2 separate regions of the Homo sapiens genome follow, and region 2 is linked to region 1. The links are chromatin contacts, found by Hi-C or POLR2A ChIA-PET in ENCODE. All regions are on one chromosome and are shown on one strand. The core of a region is the stretch at or near the end of the contact, and the rest is flanking DNA. Distances in the headings are between cores, read along the strand shown. Region 1 overlaps BABAM2 (BRISC and BRCA1 A complex member 2). Region 2 overlaps BABAM2 (BRISC and BRCA1 A complex member 2).

What was found. Hi-C counts contacts between places; a loop is a spot of excess contacts on that map. ChIA-PET counts read pairs that join two places held with the same protein, here RNA polymerase II (POLR2A).
Region 2: a loop to region 1 is called in a map of astrocyte of the cerebellum, with 2.8 times the contacts of the local background. The contact joins two enhancer-like sites. A Hi-C loop is called at or near these places in 1 of 168 maps with a recorded cell type or tissue (astrocyte of the cerebellum). POLR2A ChIA-PET finds 5 or more read pairs at or near these places in 4 of 52 experiments (Caco-2, WTC11, activated CD4-positive, alpha-beta T cell and 1 more).

What each region holds. Positions count from the first base shown.
Region 1 is chr2:27,927,586-27,932,876 of GRCh38, forward strand. BABAM2 (BRISC and BRCA1 A complex member 2) reads left to right here. Exons shown (of 12, transcript NM_199191.3): 3 at 2,247-2,323. Among named protein-coding and RNA genes, the nearest start is that of BABAM2-AS1, 39 kb to the left of the region's middle. Within about 2 kb of position 2,691, at least 2 of the 41 ENCODE cell types and tissues checked have a DNase peak (open chromatin) inside an H3K27ac peak, as active enhancers do.
Region 2 is chr2:28,027,772-28,033,062 of GRCh38, forward strand. All of the region lies in intron 5 of BABAM2 (BRISC and BRCA1 A complex member 2), which reads left to right. Among named protein-coding and RNA genes, the nearest start is that of MIR4263, 34 kb to the left of the region's middle. Within about 2 kb of position 3,045, at least 2 of the 41 ENCODE cell types and tissues checked have a DNase peak (open chromatin) inside an H3K27ac peak, as active enhancers do.

The sequences.
Region 1 (5,291 bases), core at 1,441-3,940:
GTGGGGTAGAAAAGATTACACTAAAAGGGAAATATGATGCCTCTAAAATGTACTCTGAGAAATTTTTTTTATATTGAAAGGAAAATGAGAAAGTATTCTTAAAACCTGTGAAATATAAAAATTTGTTACCATTCAATTACTGGTGCAACTTAGTTGTTTAGTTTATAAACTGGTATTTTTATTGACCCCTGAAGATAATGAGGAATAATCAACTTAGTGATTTATGTTAAACATACCCTTGTTAAAGTTTCTGTTTTTTTTTTTTTTTTCTTTTTTGATACAGAGTCTCACTCTGTCACCCAGGCTGGAGCAAAGTGGTGCAGTCTTGGCTCACTGCAGCCTCCACCTCCCAGGTTCAAACGATTCTCCTGCCTCAGCCTTCTGAGTAGCTGGGATTACAGGTGCCTGCCACCATGCCTGGTTATTTTTTTATTTTTTATTTTTTGAGATGGAGTCTTGCTCTGTGCCCAGGCTGGAGTGCAGTGGCAGGATCTCGGCTCACTGCAACCTCCGCCTCCCGTGTTCAAGCAATTCGCCTGAGTTAGCCTCCCAAGTGAGTAGCTGAGACTACAGGTGCGTGCCACCATGCCCAGCTAATTTTTGTATTTTTAGTGGAGACAGGGTTTCACCATGTTGGCCAGGATGGTCTCCATCTCGTGACCTCGTGATCCGCCTGCCTCAGCCTCCCAAAGGGCTGGGATTACAGATGTGAGCCACCGCGCCTGGCCTAATTTTTGAATTTTTAGTAAAGATGGGGTTTCACCATGTTGGCCAGGCTGGTCTTGAACTCCTGACCTCCAGTGATTTGCCTGCCTTGGCCTCCCAAAGTGCTGGGATTATAGGTGTGAGCCACTGCGCCTGGCCACTGTCTGGTTCTTTTTCACATTCAAATCGTTTTGGGGAAAAGTAATAGTAAATCTTTAACGTGGGGTCTGAGTTACTTAAAGCCAAAATTTTTTGAATTTATTTTTAAATGACTCTTGCCCTTCCAAGTTGCCATGTAGGGAAGTTGTACATTTATTTCAACTATGCATCCATCCGTTAAATTACTTTTATAGGTTCTTTTTTAGAATTGCTTCACAGCCAGTTTTGGAATTATGAAAGAAAATTAGCCTCCTTGCTTTCGTTTGTAAATTAAAACTCTCATCTTTTTAAAACAAAATGAAGACATATTACTTTCTCAATTGACTTCATATTAATATTTTATTAACTTATGAAGCCCATGCAGCTGTTATGCAGTTGAACTTATGACTTCTAAGATAAAAATTATCTTGTACAGCAGATCTGTGAAGAGCAAGAAACATTGTATAACTTTGTGAAATAATAGATTAAAAAAAAAAAAACCAGGCCAGGTGCAGTGGCTCATGCCTGTGATCCTGACACTTTGGGAGGCTAGGTGGGAGGAGGATCACTTGAGCCCAGGAGTTCGAGACCACCCTGGGTAACATAGTGAGACCTCCTCTCTTAAAAAAAAAAAAAAAAAAAAGCCAGGTGTGGTGGTGTGCACCTGTGGTCCCAGCTGCTTGGGAAGCTGAAGTGGGAGGAGCTTGAGCCTGAGAGATTGAGGCTGCAGTGAGCAGAGATTGCACCAATGCACTCCAGCCTGGGCTACAGAGTGAGACCTTGTCTTGAAAAACAAAACAAAAAGAAAATACCAAACTGTTGAGACCTGGATAACTACCCCCCACCTTTTAAATTTGCATTTTACTTGAAATTGAGTATGCATTGTGCTTTCCTGCAGATGAAAGTTATGGTGTGCCAAATCTAAAGGAAGCACTGAACCTTTGTGGAAGGAAAGAAAACCATCTGGTACCAGAAAAAGGCTAAAAGTGGGCTCTTTTTTGTACTAACAGAATGAAAGCTAAGAGTCCATATTTAAAATATGATCATAAAACTATTCTTATTTTACAGTTCTTGGCATAAGAATAGACATGTGTTTTGGATAATATACCTAATTTTAAAAGTCGAGATATGCCTCTTTGAGAAAAGTAGTTGAAGCACACTGTTGATGTTTGTCGTTAGAACACATGTAAGTTTTATTGTGAAATAAATGAATTATTTGTTTTAGGACGAGTCTTCATGTCTTGGCTTCCATGACTATTAAAGGCTTTTATTTTGTTCTGTAAGCCAGTGTTTTAATCTGTTTTGTATAAAGATCCTGTTTTGTTTAGTATCATAAACATGTGGGTTTTTAAAGTTTGTTTTTAAAAAATCTTTTCTTTCTTCTGTTTCTGCATTTTTTAAAGCTGCACATCATTGACTCCTGGGCCCAACTGTGACCGATTTAAACTGCACATACCATATGCTGGAGAGACATTAAAGTGTAAGTAAATGATGACTATTTTACTCAAAATGTAGGTTACAGTGTCAGCTATTGGACTTTGTGCTTTAGTTTTCATTTCCGGCTGTTAGTTGTTATCTCCTAAGATATTGTTCACTAGCATTTACCACTTTTCTTATCTGCCATTCAATTCTAGTTTGATTAAAAGTAAGGCAGTTGGCAGGGAATACGTTGTGGTTAAATAGGCATGCACAGAAATTCCTAATATTTAGGCATGCCCGGTAATTTTTATGTGTTTTTTTCTCTATAGGCGGCTTTTACGTAATACTCAATAAAGAGTCCACTGCTTTAGAATACCTGGCCATTTCGAAACAGTTTTTAGGTAGGAGTGGCTGCTGTCCATCACTGCTGCTAACCCCCCTGTGGAACCGCTGCGCCACGACTTGTCACTGATTTATCTCCTGTTGTTACCGAAGTGTAAGAGTCCTACCTCAAAAACTCTTGGCATGGCTTAGGCATATCAACATGTTATCTCCTTTATAGCAAGGATCAGAGATACAAACGGTCTACAAGGGCTAGATTGGTAATATAGTGAGGGAAACAGGCTAGGTGTGGCAAACTGGGACGCCCTGTCACTTAAGGGGAGTTACCTTTACTGATTTATTGAGAGAAGGTGGACGTCTGAAGTTTTACCTGAATTCTGTCAGTTTTAGATGTTGCTACTTTTTCAAAATTAAAAACATGGAGTTGGCCAATATTATGCAGGCTAAACTGAATGTGTCTGTGGGCTGGCTTGAGTTCCTGGACCATAAGTTATTGATCTTGGATGGATAGTATGGAAGATCTGTCATTGGACTTAGCCCATCAGCTACAGCAGCCCTCTAGACTGTATCAGCTTTTCTCTGTCACTATTACCAATACTGAACCTCTAGCCTAGTGTGGAAATCACAGTGGCTTTGGTTGGTTAGTGTTGGTAATCTCACCAGGAATTTTCTCTCTTGAACCTATTCTTGTGGTGAACAGCCTATTAAGGTTTTTCCTATTCCTAAAAAGAAAAATAAAGTACATGGATATTAAACATGGAACAGATGGGTAAACCGCTTTTTGACCATTGGACCAGTGTGTTTTACCATTACATGCCAGGAGGGGCCATGTCTCTGTATAGTATTTTGTATTCTTAGTACTATATTCTGTAGAATCACTTGATACTAATTTATCAAATGCAAGATTAAATGAGAAATGTTGGACATGCTGACTTGTCAGCCTTGCATTATTAGACCATTTTCTGGAAACCATTAAAATATAAAATAATTTTACCTGTCTGAAGTAGTAGGACAGATTCGACTACTTTTTTTTTGAAAAAATTATTAACTAAATTTAAAAGAAATGATCAAAGTAAATAATTCATGTGGTTAAAAACGTAAAAGTACTGGAATTTTTTGATACATGAAACCAGTAGTCTTCTCTCCCAGTCCAGTTTCCTGAGAGAATCACTTGCAGATTCTAAAAATTTTCAGTTTAGCTCTCTGGGGATGATCTCCATATCTTTAAATAATATACTTTTGCCTCCGTTTCTTGCCTTATCAGTTTTAGACATTGTTATCTTTTGACTTCCTGCGCTGATACATGAAGCATCAGCCTGTTTTCCCTATGCCCCTTAACTCTGTTTTCTTTTCCTTCTTAATGTAGTTATATCACCATTATTGGTTCCTGTGTTGGTTACCCTGTAGCTTAAAAATTTTTACTTACTTTTTTTAATGGATCACTTTAGACATTGTATTACACAGTTAATGAATAACCCCTAAGAATTCTTAGTAAGTACCTGGTACCTGGTACACAGTTAGCTTCGTTATTACTTAAGGACAATCTCTAAGCAAGAATGGTGAATACTTAGGGTAGTATATTCTTTAGTTTTACATTAACCATAGATACTGTGTCTTTTGCCTCTGCATTTTATGAGATGAATATATTAGCCCCTGCCCTTCCTTCAATTCCTCTTCCTTCACCTCCCAGCTTTTGTCTTTGGTTATTTTCCTTTTGCATTTTCAAGATTGTTAACTTACTGTCCGTTCTAAATCTGTAGTTGTCTTCTGTGCCTTGCCTATAAATTGCTTGAACGATTGCTCTGGAGGCCTGTTCCTGCATAATTATCACTGTGAGATTTGCCTTTATTACTTTTTTGAATTTGACCTTGTTTTGTAGAATCTATGTATCGTAGATTCTATGTTTTGTAGAATGATTTCTTGATAAACAGGTTACCTACTTATCTTGCTGGCACCCATTCTCAAATAACTTGCTCAGATTCTATTCCTCTTTCTACCCTTCTGTTTTCCTTTAGCCCATCCGATAATTTTTTATTACTACAGTCACAATTAGGTATCTTAATTTCTAGGAACTCTTTCTTGCACTGTTTCTCATTCTCAGCATCTTGTTCTTATTTTATGAATATAGGTCCTTTAAATTCCTTCAAAGAATAAAATTTAGAGATTCAAAAAAAATGTTTTCTTCTGTTATCTGAATTATTTTAATTTTCCCTAGGGATTATATTTTTGTTTATCATATTTTTTCCCTCTTTTATGCTATAGTTTTTCTTCAAATAAAAGGTATTCATTTCTGTTTAAGATAGACAATAAAATAGTGATTGGGACTTCTGAGTAGGTGAGCAAGGCTTATGGAATGTGTGGATGAATGATGGGCCAGATGTGAGTCAACTGCTCTAGCTCTCCTCAAATAGTTTGTTCTATTTCTTCATTGAATACCTGGGCATACATACCTGATCACCCTGTCATTTTCAGGGGGTACGTATATAGACTATTCCGTGAGGAGCTTTTGCTTACTCTTCCTGTTCTTAGCCCTGTGTCTCATTCTTGCCTCCCCTTACACTGGATAACTAGAAACTTTTATGGGTTTACTAGGACAGATGGCTTCCTCCTCATCAGTAGCCTCTTCCTCACATTATTACAGGTCAAAGCTTTCCTCTGCCCTATCTTGTCAAGTACTACACTTCCAT
Region 2 (5,291 bases), core at 1,795-4,294, 100 kb after region 1:
GTGTGTAAGTATTGGTAATACCCCTTTTAAACATTGTTTTTTACATTGTTTAAACATTTTTTTAAAAAAGACTTGCACCTCTCCTCTATTTTTTACTTTGCTCCACATGGTTTTTTTGCATTTCCTTTTGGCATGCCATATAATTAATGTATTAGTTATATGTTGCTATGTAAAATAATCATTCCAAAACTTAGTGGCTTCAAACAATAACATTTATTATCATAGTTTTTGGCAGCAATCTGGGTAGGTCCTTTGTCTCAGGGTCTCTCACAGGCTGTGCTTGAAGTGTTGGCTAGGGCTCTGGTCATCTCAAGGCTCGACTGGAGATGGAGTCATTATAAATGCATGCATTTAATAGTTGGCGTAGTTCAGTTCCTCATGGGCCATCGAATGGAGGGCCTCAGTTCAGTGCTGGCTGTTGTCTGGAGGCCGCCTTCAACTCCTTGCCTCTCTACAGGGCAGTGCACAAGATTCAGAGCAAGCAAGTAGGGGAGAGCAAGAAGGAGTGTGTGAGCAAGATAGAAGTCATAGTCTTTTATAACCTAATCTTGAAAGTGACAGCCCATCACTTTTGCTGTATTCTATTTGTTAGGTCCAATATCCCACCCTCCCAACACACCTACACCCCCCGCCCCTCCCCGCCACCCACACGCAGAATTACATAGGAATGTGAATACCAGAGACCGCTGGGAGCCACTTAGAGGGAGCCTACCATACTTATTGATTATGTTTATTGTGTGTCTGTCTTCATTGGAATGTAAAATCTCATGAGGGCAGGGATCTTTGTTTTGTTCACTGGTAAATCACAAACGCCTGGAACAGTGTCTTCCACTTCATTGGTATTCCATAAACGTTTTTGAATGAATGAATGAATGAATAAACTCTCATTAAGCACAGAAAAAGTTTAGGTGCTCTTCTCTGCTAATTCTTTTAGGTTTCCCTGTCTTTTTTAGGCTAAATAACACTCCGGCTTTTATTCTTCAGCTTTTTCTTTTTCTTTTTTTTCTTTTTTTGAGACGAAGTCTCACTCTGTGGCCCAGGCTGGAGTGCAGTGGCGTACTCTCGGCTCACTGCAACCTCCGCCTCCTGGGTTCAAGCAATTCTCCTCTCTCAGCCTCCTGAGTAGCTGGGACTACAAGTGCATGCCACCACGCCCGGCTAATTTTTGTATTTTTAGTAGAGACGGGATTTCACTATATTGGTCAGGCTGGTCTTGAATTCATGACCTCAGGTGATCTACCCGCCTTGGCCTCCCAAAGTGCTGGGATTATAGATGTGAGCCACCATGCCTGGCCTCTTCGGCTTTTTCTTAAAGGTTATGATTTTAAGGTTTTACACATGATTAATGCCTTCAAATCAGCATGACTAAAATTTTTCTTATTACAAATCAAGTTGTTTGTTCAGTTCAAGGTTTTTTTCCTTTTGTAAAGTCTTGAATTTATATTTCAGTAAAAGACACATAACACTACATTTGCCGTCTTTACTATTTTTAAGTGTGCAGTTCAGTAGTGTTAAGTATATTCACATTGTTGTGCAACAGATCTCTAGAACTTTTTCATCTTGCAAAGGAAGCCATTAAACACTAATTCCTCCTCCCCCCAGCGCTTGGCAGTCACTTTACTATTTTATGTTTCTATGGTTTTGACTCCTTTAGATACTTCATATGGGTAGAATTGTATAGTATTTGTTTTTTTGTGACTGCTTATTTCACTTAGCATAATGTCTGAGGTTCATCAATGTTGTAGCATGTGATAGGATTTCCTTCCTTTTTAAGGCTGCATAGTGTTCAATTGAGTGTATTTACCATATTTTACTTATCCATTCATCCATCAGTGAACATTTGGGTTGCTTCTACCTCTTGGCTATTGTGAATCATGCTACATTGAACATAGGTGTGCAACTATCTCTTTGAGATTCTGCTTTGAGTTCTTTGGGATATATACCTACAAGTGGGATTGCTAGATTATATATAATCCTATTTTTAATTTTTTGAGGAATTTCCATACTGTTTCCTTAAGGGCTGCACTATTTTACATTCCCATCAACAGTGCATGGTTCAGACTTAAACTATGGATTGTTTTGAAATGTTAATATGTTTATATGGCTCATAAGGAAAACTTTGTTGAACTTAATTTAGCCTCTATCCCCAGCATTTTCCTATTAAATAATCAACTTAATTGTCCTTACATAAATGGGTGTTAGGTTAATTCTTGGTGAACATGTGTTGTCTTTAGTGCTGACAGGCTCATCTGAAAACAGGAATCGCTGTCAAACTAACCAGTCTTTGGTTTTTAGAATTTGCCTTCCTGTCTCATTCCCCCTTTTTTAATAATAATAGTGAATTTGAATATAATCCAGTTTTATGGCACCGTTTGTTACCTAATAATTTTCAAAATGTTATTCAGTGGCTCAGCTAATACTTGAGTTGTAGTTCATCTAGGTGTAGAAGTTTAAATTCATTTCAAGCAGATAGTTTGTATTTATAGTATTTTTTAAACTTTCTGTTTAATGTTACCGATATTCCTTTCTTTACTTACAAAACCTACTACTGCTACACTTATCTCAGTTTATTTTGATTTGATGTTAAGTAGTTTGTAAACATTAGGGCAATGGTTATGGATTCAAGTGAAGTAAAGAAACTGAGAATCCTGTAACAAGGCAAAGCTTACAGCAGACCAGGCCTAGGGAAGGCCTAGTAGAAATGGTAGCTGAGTCTGTAGAAGTAAAACTATGAGTTGGAATCAGGGAAGATCAAGAAACAGGGTATAAAAGTGAGTCTTGAGGGATGAACAAATTAGAGCTTGGCATGAGGGTTCAGGAATATTAAAGGACAGCCTGCTAATGGAGGAAAAATATAGACCAAGAGTCTGGAGATAAACACTGGACCCTGGCAGAAAGAAAGGAGCTTGATTTTGAGCCAAGATTTTTTTGAATCAGGGACTGTATTAGTTTCCTATTGCTGCTGTAAAAATTACCACAAACTTGGTGGCTTAGGACAACACAGACTTATTATGTCATAGTTCTGGAGGGCGGAAGTCCAAAATGGGTCTCCCTTGGCCAAAATCAAGGGGTTGGCAAGGCTGCATGCCTTCTGGAAGCTCTAAAGGAAACCGTTTCAGGGTACTAAAGAAACTTGCAGATATGCTCTCTGGGACATTATCTTTGAGAAATTTTAGAGAAGCAGAAAGATCCTAGAAGACTGTTATAAATAACAACATCCTGGAGATTTTTAAAGAAATTAAGTTCAGATCTTTAAGTAGATGATTTGCAAACATTAAAATAAAAATGCAGTAGTCAATTGGAAAAATAGTTGGGTAACTGGGAAACTGTCATGACAAACTTAGTTTACTTCTTTAAGGAAGGGTAGTATCATAAACTTAGATGATCTCATTTTCAGCGAGGCACTTGGTCATTCTCTCTTAGGATTCCACTGACTTATGCTCCTTTCTTAGTTGTTGGGATCTGTGGAAGCGTTCCACCTAAAAGTTTGGGTATAACTCTTACCAGCCTCAGGTGTTTCGTGGAATGTCACAGGGCTTTTCCTTTGACCCCGTCTTGTTAAGGGTTTTGTTAGGGACTTGAATGAACCCATACAAAGTATGCATTTCTTTTTTCTGCTAGCACAGAGCTTGAAAAGATAGCTATTGTGCAAGATTACAGAATCAACATTAAAAATTATTTTTGTGTGCTGGAATGCTGCACCAAACTAACAAGATGCACTTTAGTAGGGCTCAGCCAGTATGGGACTAATAGATTTATGGAAAGTCTACTATGCTAGGTTTTGGGTTAAAAAAAAATAAAGTAGATCAGATATGGCCTTGGCTCCTGAGACTGTTAAAATCCAATTTGGAAGGTTTAATCTGTATCTCTAAAAGAGGAATTTGAACAATACTGGATAGATTACATCTCAAATGGAATATACAGGCTGTGTGAGCATTCAGCAGAAGAGACAATCACTGAGGAAGGGAGTAACCAAGGAAAGCCTTTACTGGCCAACTGAGCTAGACCCTGAAGGAAGGTGGACGTAGATGGCTCTCTCAAGAGAGATGTTCAGTGGGTTGTATGACTGGGGAAAACTTAGGGACATGACATATATGGGGAATAGAATTGTAAGCATATATTCAACTGGCTTACTGATCAGTAAAACACATCTATTATGTCTTAGTGGCATTTTGCAGCATGAGGACATTTTTGTATGAAATAAATGGATATTTTTTAATTAAAACATGAAAATAGTATATTCTCTAAATGAAACATTATAAGAATCAATAGGTTCTTCCTGATCTGAATGGAAATTCAAGTATTTTAGTTTTTTCTGGTCCAAGTAGTCCATCTGATAAATGCTTGCTATAAAGAATCTAAGACTAGGAATGATTATTTAATCCCTTTGCATTATGCAGGTCTGTATCTGTTAGAGAGGATGGTCTTTACTGTTGTCATCACTGAATTTTTCTTTCTGCCACATACATTTATATTCTTAAAAACATTCCTGCTCTAAAAGTATGAGGCTTTGAAAAACCTGATATGCTTCTTCCTTTTACTATCAGCTGGCATGAGGAAAATGTTACCATGTAGAAGAGGAAAAGGGCTCTGATTTACTATCAGTCTTCCGACAAGTCTGCGAATTTGAAATACACTATTCTCCCCACCCTATGCAGACACTCTTCTCCCTGCCCCCTGAACCTCCATTTAGAAGTTTGAGCAAGCACACATTTGAAAGTAAACATTAACCAAAAAAAACCCATTCTTTATTGTCTAATTCTTTACCGTTGTATTTTTACCAAATTGTTTCTCCTTATTGCTTTGCTCATCTCTTTTAATGATTTTTAGACATTGTAGTCCTTGTCTATGCTGGTTTTATAATGTTTAAGAAATAGTAATAATAATTATAAAACTATAATGTTTAGGAAACCCCTGTTTCTCTAAACAGGTGAAAACAGATGCATATTGGGATGCAAGCTTAATGTTAAGAATGAAGAAGACTTTTCTGCCTGCATGCTCGGAGTCATTTTTTAAAAGTGTATTTATTTTATATTTTGTAAACATTTTCATTTTGAAATAATTATAGATATATAGGAAGTTGCAAAGTAGAGATCCTGAGTATCCTTCACTCAGTTTCCCCCAGTGGTTCGATTTTCTGTAACTATAAAAAAATACAGAAACCAGGAAATTGACATTGGTACAATGTATGTGTATAGTTCTGTGCCACTTCATCACACACGTAATTTCCTGTAATCACTATTGAAATCAAGATGCAGATATTCCATTACCACAAAGATCTCTACTGCTAC